Linked DNA regions of Mus musculus: region 2 is linked to region 1. A link is a loop called in an ENCODE intact Hi-C map of the cell type or tissue named here. Cell type or tissue: heart. All regions are shown on one strand. Region 1 has its middle 9.8 kb from the start of 0610006L08Rik. Region 2 holds the start of Gm30459 (a long non-coding RNA gene).

Region 1 (5,000 bases):
ACAATCATTCATTCTTAGTTAGGGCTGGGCCACACAGAATCATTTTATCTGCATTTTGATCACTTATGGCTTTCTGTAGTATTCGTCATCTGTTGTGAAAAGGCATTTCTAAGTGAATTTAAGGCTTATTCAACAAGAGCAACATCATGTCTGGTACTGGAGACTTAGCCAACTATGTGGGGCTGGTGAAGTCATGGATCTTTGAGGGAAACCTACAATGCCCACTTTATTAACCCAATGTAATTATTATTTATGGTTAGAAATAATTAATTAATTATAAAGATAAATTAAATATTTATTTTTATATCTACAGATAAGTATAGCTCTTACTCCCCAGCTTAATTTTGACCTTGCTCTCTTCATCTCTAAAGCATGTGTAATTTCTTCTTTATAAAAAAGCTGTCTTTTGGCTGAAAATGTAGCTGAGGAAGGCTTAGTAGCTGCACTGTTAACTGAAGGCCTCAGACTTCCTCCATTCTTATCTGCTATGCAAAAAGCCAAGAGTTCAATCTCTAGCACTCCCAAAATCTGACATTAAGGTACCCAACTGCAATTCCTTCACTTAGGAAGTAGAGCCTAGAAGATAAGGAGTTAACAAGCCATCCACACCAACACAGTGAATTTGAGGCTAGGCTTGGCTATGTGGGATTCTGTGTTGAAACAAAATCACACCCTGGATATTGAAACATTCTGAAAACACACACACACACAAAAATACGGCTGCAAAATAAATGAAAAAATATTAGGACAAAGAAAATATGATATTCATTTATTTTATTATGTTACCACTATGTAGCCCTACCTGCCCTGCAACTTGTTAGGAAAAGTATTGGTTCAGAAACCCTTTAACCAAATTCTCAACACAAAGGCTACCTGCTTGCAGAGGAAGATAGGGCAAAGAGTAATAGACAGAGACAGCAGATAGGGCATGAGGGAGAAGGGAAGAGAACAAAGGAAAGGGGTTGGGGGTTCTGTCCTGGAGGGAAAAAGACTACCTCTGGATAGAGGAGACAGATGTGGCACATAAGAAAATGGCAGTTTATACAAGTACAAGGGGATAATTTTTGTTAGGATGAGGTGTTTAATTTTAATTTGGCATATTAAGTAGGACAGCCAAAGGGGGCTTTTGATTGCTAGACATCAACACTTTGGTAGCTGAACCTTGGTAGTGAACCTCGGGAAAAGGAAGTGGCCAAATAAGGAAATAGACCTTGGTAGCAAGCTTTAGGAGTGTAATCTAATGGGTTTTAGCAAGGCAGAGGGAATGAGGGAGAGGCAAAAGGCCTGCCAGAGCCATGGTCAACATGCTAGAGCTGGCCAGAGTCCTTTCATGACTCCCTATTTTGGCTAAGCTGGACTGGACCTCACAGAGATCTGCATGCCACTGAGGACTGATACACGGATGTGTGCCACTATACCCGGCCTGATACCTTATTTGTAAAATAGAACAAAAGTGTGTGAAGACTGCCATAAAAGACTTAAGTAAAATACTCTGTTTTTCTTTAAAAGTTTGTCATGTAGTGGTAAAGGTGTACTTAACATAAGTTTGCTAGTTAAACAGAAGCCTGTTGTTGAACATTTGAGAACTTTCTTTATTAGATATTTTCTTCATTTACATTTCAAATGCTATCCCCATTCCAATTTCCTCTCCAAATATTCCCTATACCCTCTCCCGCCCTTCTCCCCAACTCACCCACTCCTGCTTCCTGGCCCTGGCATTCCCCTGTAGTGGGGTATATAATCTTCAGAAGACCTCTCCTCCCATTGATGGCTGACTAGGCCATCCTCTGCTACATATGTAACTAGAGACACGAGCTCTGGGGGTACTGGTTAGTTCATATTGTTGTTCTTCCTATAGGGTTGCAGACCCCTTTAGCTCCTTGGGTAATTTCTCTAGCTCCTTCATTGGGTGTTAAACGATTAGTAGCGCGAACTTAACCAAGATCAGAGAATATACAGCATTGGAAACAGCAAAGACCATAAGCCAGGCCTTGCTCTCCCTGCCTCAAAAGCTGTCTGTTTGAACAACCGCTCAGTACTTTTGTCTCCCCTGCCTTTGTGTGCTGCATTTGGGGTTAAGTCTTTTCTAAAATAGCAAAAATTTACTTATGTCCAGGGCAAAATGTGAACGTAGCAAAGATTTTAAAAGAGTAAATGAATCTAAACTAAACCAAAATGTGACCAAGCTATCTCCAAATGGCTCCCAAACTCCTATAAGGGACCTGGGTGTGGCTTTCTTTCATCCTTGTTATATGGCTACTGGATAAGGAGTGGTGTTTGTGGGAGGTAATTAGGTCATTAAGGCCAGGTACTGATGAAAAAGATTTTTAAAAGACTACTGAGAGAGGCTCTTTGGCCCTTTTGCCATATGAAGACTCTTCGAGAAGCTGATTACTGTGAAAAAGAACAAAATAAGCAAACAAAACAATGAAACAGCTCTCCCTAGCACCTTGACCTCATAACCTCTACAAATTTCAGAAATAAAAGATTTATAGTATATATGCAACCCAGTCTGTGGTCCTTTGGTATAGCACCTGAATACACCAAGATCCTTGCTAATGCCTTGAACCTTGAATGGGCAATGAGTTTAGAGAGGGCATGGAACCCCTTTACTGTTGTCAGGGTGCTACTGCTTGCTTGGTTCTGCATTGCTCGCTGTAGCATGGGAGTGGACGCAGTGTAAATAAAATACAGCTGGGTGTGCTGGGCACAGTGGACTTGGTGTACTTTATGGAAGAATTCTTATTGAAAAGAGAGATTTCCTTTGGTCACAGGTAGTGAGTTCCCTAGTATCTCATGTGACTTTAAGTTTCTATTTAGTTACTTTCACTCCATAAACCTAACTCCAAGAAGGAAAAATAAACACTTGATTTGAGAAAATCCGCAAGAGATAAGTGATCTCCACAGCCTTTGCATGGAGGATACACAAGAAGTTGAACCCCCTATCTCCTACGTTAGCATCTAAGAGCCACACAAAGGTCACACTCCATTCCTGTCACCCCCACCCCCCACCCCCAGTCTGCATGTACATGGTTATTCTTGGCAGGGGCACAGCACACATGCTCCTTGGAACATGAAAAGAGAGACACGCTCCACAAAATGTTCTATCCATCTGCCACTGTGGTGACATTGATATTGTCAAGAGCACATGGCAGATGTGGTCAGAGCTCTGGCAGGAGGTGAGCCCAGGTCTGAAACAGGATACCCAGGGCCACCAGTGAGTAATATGAGGAGGCCAGATAAAACAGGGAGCCTCCAATCTGATGTCCCGGAGGAGCACACACAGAGCTTTCTTCTTTTAGTCTGTTGCCCGCCTAGTCTGCTGAGTCATGGTCCTAACTTCTGTTATTGGAAAAGGAGAGCCTATATCAAATTATCCTGCACTGAGAGAGACACAGCAGCCCAGTGTGTCTGGGAAATCTCCTTCTGTTTGGCTTATTGAAATTAAGGATTGAAAAGATCTACTGTTTCCTCTCACCATCCTTTGGTGGTTGATATAAAACAGATTCTTAAACCAAATGCTTGTTTCTTCTACCATGTGATTCCAATTAAAATAGCTAAGAAAATGATCTCTAACCTTATTTGGAATCATCAGAGAATGGAAGTAATGGTTGTATCAAATCAACCAACAGATAGTGTGAATAGGCCTTGGGTGAAATACTTCCTAGTTCATTTCTTAGAAGCCCTCCATCCTTTGCTAAGTCACTGGATCTGGTAATGTATAAATCACTGATTTGAGTAAATTAAGGGAGGTTAAACAGTAATAGTAAAATACTGTTTATTGATCATCTGCACTAAGTCTGATATTATGCTATGTACATCACATTCATTATCATTCATTTCTACTACCTGAAGCATAGTTATTACTCTCCCATTTTATAGTGAGATCTGCAGACTTGGAGAAGTTAGCTAGCTTGGAAATATAAACCACCACCCTTTACTGGTTCCTTAGGCCCAGAATTCTTCAAAACTTTGCTTTCAATTCTGTCCCAGGATGCCTACAATAACACCTGCATCAAGAACTCTTGACCAATCACCACAATGTTATTTTCAAAGACAAATCTGCATTTTAAAATAATCTGCATTTATTTATTTGTTTGTTTGTTTAATATACATGAATACTCTTTTTTCATGCATGCCAGAAGAGAGAATCAGATCCCAAGAGAAATGGTTATGGTTGCTGGGAATCAAGCACAGGATCTCTGAAAGAGCAGCCAGTGGTCTTAACCACTAAGCCATCTCGTCAGCCCCCCAAATCTGCATTTTTAATAAATGAGAGGCGTGGAAACAGGAATTCCTAAAAAAAAGGAGTGCTCTGAGAACTGCCCCATCCAACTGAGAGTGTCATGAAGGAGACCACTTGACCTTGGTAGCACAGGAGCCCCCTCCCCGCCCCCACTGAAAAGGCTTGAAAGAGTTAGGAGATGGTCTTTAAGTCTGTGGCACTAAACAAACTATAGAATGCTACCTTGTAATTCTGGCCACTCTTGTGCAACAGTGTGCCTCTCTGTATGCAGTACTCTTACAGAGGCATAGACTTATAGCCATGTCCTGTTGAAAGGACACGCCAGCAAAGCACCTTGCTTATTCACCTCATCAGAGAGAATGCACTTCAAACATTAGTTCCATTCTTTTTCGTGAGCACACAGTGAACAACAGCAAATTCTTCATGTACAATCTTTGCAACACACAGGCTATTACACAATGGCTATCATTATGTAATTCATAAAAATTGATTTGTTGAGACATTAATCCAATTCAGCAGGCTCCTGAACAATATTCGGCTGATGATGGGCTCTGCTTTTTTTTTTTTTTTTCACCATCAAAGGAACACAGCAATGCTGCACATTTATTAGGCTCTTTTCCCTCCATACACTGAAGGTTAATCGTAGTAAGTTTGAAGGCTCTGTTTCCTTCATTCCTTTCAACTTTCTGAATTATTACCTTCACCTTAGAGGTTTAAATCAACCTGTATCAATTGGCATTACAGCCTAAATTCC
Region 2 (5,000 bases), 97 kb after region 1:
ATGTTCTGAGAATCAAGTACTTCCCAGTGATACTCAAGAGCTGCTCTTTATAGAAACTATTTCTGAAGTCAGAATATCACCCCTCAGTTACTCAGCTCCTGACAGATCTCAAAGACTGAAACCATGAAAACTGGGTGGTTAAGTGCCCTTGCTTCCATTGCAGTTCAAGAAGAAATTAAAAGCATCAGTCCTGTTGAGCCCAAAGCTGCAGACTGTGTAGAGTGGCAGGCACTCTTCTATTTCTCTTCTTTTCAGCAGCAGCTAATTTTCTCCCGGGGAACCCTGGCTGAGCTGAATAACTGAGTGCAACTGTAGATTTTAAGCTCTGTAAACATGGTCTTTATTTGTGATTTTAAATAAGAGATGAATCAGTTAAGACTTATATAAAACGTCAATGAGGCTAAGCACAGGCTGTGCAGAGACAATTGCCGTCATTTTACTTGGGGGTTTAGCTCCAAATTTGCTATTCATTTCATTCCTGGATAAATAAGGAGCTAAGTTCCCAATACTGTGCATCGTTTTCCCCCTGGGGTAGTGGACATTATAAAACAAAAAAGACAGAAAGAGCCTCACTTCTGAGAGCTTTAATCAGGCACTTATGGATGGACTAGGTTAACCACCTGACTTCTTAACTAAATGACATGCTGAGAATTTTTTTTTTTTTTTGCCACTGAAAAGATGGAAAACTTACATCATTCAGGGAGGACAGATTCAGAAAAGTGAGCACATAGCACATAGGTGGATGGAGAATAACAAGACTGAGGATACAAGGCTCAGCAAATGAGGTCAACCACATCAGGATTCTGTAGCTGTGGACCCAACAATGTGTGGATGAAAAAGATTCTCAGAATTTCCATCTGGGCAAACTTTCATTTGTATATTCTCTAAATAATACAGAATAGCAACTCTCTCTTATATTGGGCATTACATGCATTAGAGATGATTGAAAATACACAAGGAGTGTGAAGATTTATCACAATGGTCAACTTGATGAAATTTTGAATCACCTTCAGTATGCCTGCAGGGGATTAATCTACACCAGGGTATTGGAAGTGGGAAGACCCATGTGTGTAGCACCATTCCCGGGGATGGGATCTGGGATCATAACAAAGGAGAAAGGGAGGTGAGCAGAAGCAAGCATTGCTCTTGTTTTCTGAGTGAGGATGCACTGTAACACTCCCTTTAAGCTTTTACCCCAGTGATCACGCCTACCTATCTTGAACTGTGAGCCAAAAATAAACCCTTTCTTCTTTAAGTTTTTGTAAGATTATTTTATCACAACAGGAAAAAGTAACCTTGAAAGGAGGATTGTGAAGAGTGGGAAAAGCAGCACTGTAGGATTTTGATAGGGATTTGGTGGGGAGTCCTGGAGCCATTCTCTCATGGATATGGGGGAAATTGGAGACCATTTTATTAGATCGGCATAATCACAATTCAGAGGTGGAATAGCATGGTCATTTTTTTCATGGATGGAAACAAAGAACCAGAGACACTTTCCCCACAATTTTCAGCCAATGGCAGAAAAGAAGAGGGCCAGTAAAGAACTGAGACCTGAGAACATTTCCAGAAGGTGCATCATCCCTGTGCATCATCGAACTTCTAGAAAATCCATTAGCTTTCATGAAATGAAATGTCAGTCACTTGAAGTGCTACGTGTTACACTTAAACCTCGGGTAGCAGCCCAGTGGGAACATGCAAAGGGTCCATGCCTCTCATTAGGTCAGAATTTTGGGGACTGTACCTGGCAGGAATAGTTGGCCTTCTGCTGGTCCACATGACTATGTGTGAACCAGTTAGGTTCTAGTAATGGATGCTTACTTTTACTATCTCATAGCAAGCTGAGTACCTCAATCTGCTAGAACAACCCAGGTGGTCTGGTGTTCCTCCCCGCCTGGGTCTCTACCCATGGCCATACAAGCCCACCTGCTCATGTACTTGTGGTACCTCACAGCCTGCTGCCTGAGAATGATCACACCCTACATTATATTGGGGGCTTAATGAATTAAAAGGATCCTTCAACCTTGGCATTGGCCACTACCCCAGCCCTGATTACAGGATAGCCCATGAGTACTGTTTGAGGCCAAATCCAATCTAACAAGTGCAGCTAGAGGCACCTTGGTTCTTCATGTACCACTGTTCCTTGTGTGCATCAGTCAAGAAACAGAGTTTGGTCCCTGATGCAATTCAGTAATAGTACAACTCACCTTTAAACCATGACCACAGGCTCTGCACAGTGATTTGCTTCATTCCATGGAACTTCCGTTCCTTTCCCTCCACTCAAGAGCACAGTTTCATAAAGTTCAATGCCACACTGTTGGAGCTGAACACTCCAGGAGGGACAGGCCTTTCCACAGGGACTGGTTGCATTGTTTGCTGGGACCTGGCAGTGGAACCAGTAACAAGGGCTGCTGAGACTGGCTACCTTCCCAGTCCTTCATTTCTACAGTGCCACCATGACTTTAATTAACTACCTACCCTCTGACTCAGCAGCAGCTGACAAGGCCGCAGGCACAGCCAGGAGCGCAATAAATAGAGTGCTACTAGATGTATTGAAACTTCAGGACAGCTGTTAGAGCCAGCCAAGCCTCCTGTTATGGCCTGCTAGTGTACATGGCAAGAGCAACCTGGTCTCCTTTGCCTGCAGGAAGATGTCTCAGGTCGGCTGGAGGCAAGCAAAGCTCTGCTTTCCCAAAGTTTGGTGGAGGCGATGCTTTTCTTGTCTCTGGTAATCTTAGTTGCTAGACCTTTACCAAACTCCCATAGAGGAATGGGCTGGGTTCACTTCAGGAATCTTCTCAGCAGTTTTACACATTTGTGGCAGGGAGCCAACATCTCAGAGTTCTTCTGTGGCACCTGAGGCAAGAGAGATGAGAATAACCTTCAGAGGAAAGCAACCTGGAGTCACACAGCACAGAAGCAATGGGAAGCAAGCCCCAGGCTTCCAACCCAGTCCATGTGGGTTCTGGCACCAGTGCTAACTTCTCCCATAGCTCTGGGCAAATCACCCAAATTCTCAGCCTTGGTCTTCTTGAACATGAAATAGGAACATTGCTAAGATTACTTTGTAAGTTGAGTAGAACAAAACTAATTAAGATAAAAACAGCACCTTCTTTGAACAAATAGTGCTAGCATGGCCAATGTGTTCTGTCCACGTTGGTGATGGCAGAAACCAGAGCTAAGGCAGAGAGAGCTGCCAAACGGTGCAAACATGTATGAACATCTGCATGGTTCAGGCACCATGCCATGTAGTTTGCAGGCATTACAGGCCACATGGGGAAGTCATTTTTTGTCCCCTCTCTCCTAAAAGAGGAATTAAGGTCTTAGTGAGATTGTCCCAGCCTTTCTATTCTAACACCCTTTCCAAGTCTTTACTGTCTGCTTACAGATTCAGCTATTATTCAACTATTTTTTTAAACCTCCTTCCTTTTCACTTCTGTAAATGAATTTCTGATCTCATCGATGTTGAACTCAGCCTTGAGCTCATTTAGACCAATAGCACGTGAGTGGAAGTGAGTGTGTGTATGTGTGTGTGTGTACTTAAATGTGTATGTGGGGGTGTGCATGTGTGCCACTGTACAGCTGTTAGTGTGCAAGATTTACCAGGGTCATTGTCTCTTGACCATCAGTCCCCAGAGGGAACATGGAGGAAACACTCAGTCTGAATGAGAGTATGACTATGACTAGCAGCCATCAATTCTTTGAGAAAAATAGATACCTACTGCTATAGGCTCCAAGAGTATATACCTATTTGTACACTGAAGTAGCTAACCAAGCTTCCTGAGAAAAGGACAGAATTGGGACTGAGATCACCACAATTTTAGATCCACTCATCTTTTTTGGAAATGATCGGTCATTCAGCTAACTAGGCATAAAGCAGCCATCTTTTCAGGACTGATTCTGACTCAGTCTGCTTCACTTTGCTCATGTCTAATGCACACACACACATGCACATACATATACTGCACACACATACATGGCACACACACTCTCACATATGCACCATGTAGTACACACACCCTTGCACAATATGTCCACACACATACACACTCACCCATACACAGCAACTCACATACACACACACACACACACACACACACACACAGAGAGAGAGAGAGAGAGAGAGAGAGAGAGAGAGAGAGAGAGAGAGAGAGAGAGAATACTGGTTTGAAACTATTGTGCAACTTTCCAATTTTACAAAGATGCCTTTACAGTTTTTCCTCTCTGGCTTCCTCAGCACAAATTATCAGCTGAGGCAAAGGCAGTCATCTCTACCAACCACCAACTAACATACCCATGTTTGAACCAGGTATAGTAGGAACTAAGTGAATCCCAATATTTGAGGCACTTACTTTGCTTCTTTGTTTGTATATTCTCTTCTTCAGAATCCACTGCTAGAATATTTGCTTAAACTTGAATATCAGAATAAAATATTTTACCCATAAATAAGTCTTAGTTAGGCTTCTAATGTTCTAATAATTGCCATGAACAACACAGAGGTGTGGTTTTAGTTCACTTACACTTCAACGTCACAGTCCATCAATAAAGGAAGTTGGTGTAGAAATGCAAAGCAGGAACCTGGAGGCAGGAACTGAAGCAGAAACCATGGAGGGACACTGCTTATTGGATTGCTCCTCATGGATTTCTCAGCCCGATTTCTTATGTCAGGGGTAGCACTACCACCCTTGAGATAAGCTCGTGTACAGGTAAGTCTAGGCTTGTGACAAGCTGACAAAAACCAACTAGCACAAGTATGTCCTGAATATTACATGGGATATGATATATTTACATCAAATTTATTTGTTCATCTGGAATTCATTTGCACTTGTCTATGCTGTTTTTATGTGATGAGTCTAATAACACTACTAAGATAATCCAGGCATTGAGCTGGATGCTGAAAACAAAGTAGTTAAGAATGTTAGGTGGTGCCAGGCACACACCTTTAATCCCAGCACTCATTAAAGCAGAGGCAGGAAAATCTGTGAGTGTGAGGCCAGCCTGGT

The links. Peaks named below come from ENCODE experiments on the same cell type or tissue, not always from the same donor. Only the 100,000 strongest peaks of a DNase experiment are listed, where the experiment ranks them.
Region 2: it touches region 1 in a loop (4-fold over the local background); 2 of 42 quality-filtered maps call a loop at or near these places.

What each region holds. Positions count from the first base shown.
Region 1 is chr7:74,861,150-74,866,149 of GRCm38, reverse strand. No RefSeq gene overlaps it. Among named protein-coding and RNA genes, the nearest start is that of 0610006L08Rik, 9.8 kb to the right of the region's middle. In heart, no CTCF peak of the experiment used is centred here; a DNase peak (open chromatin) is centred at 3,109.
Region 2 is chr7:74,764,258-74,769,257 of GRCm38, reverse strand. It overlaps Gm30459 (a long non-coding RNA gene), which reads right to left and starts at 3,271. Exons shown (of 3, transcript XR_391623.1): 1 at 3,107-3,271; 2 at 2,205-2,853. In heart, no CTCF peak of the experiment used is centred here; a DNase peak (open chromatin) is centred at 2,487.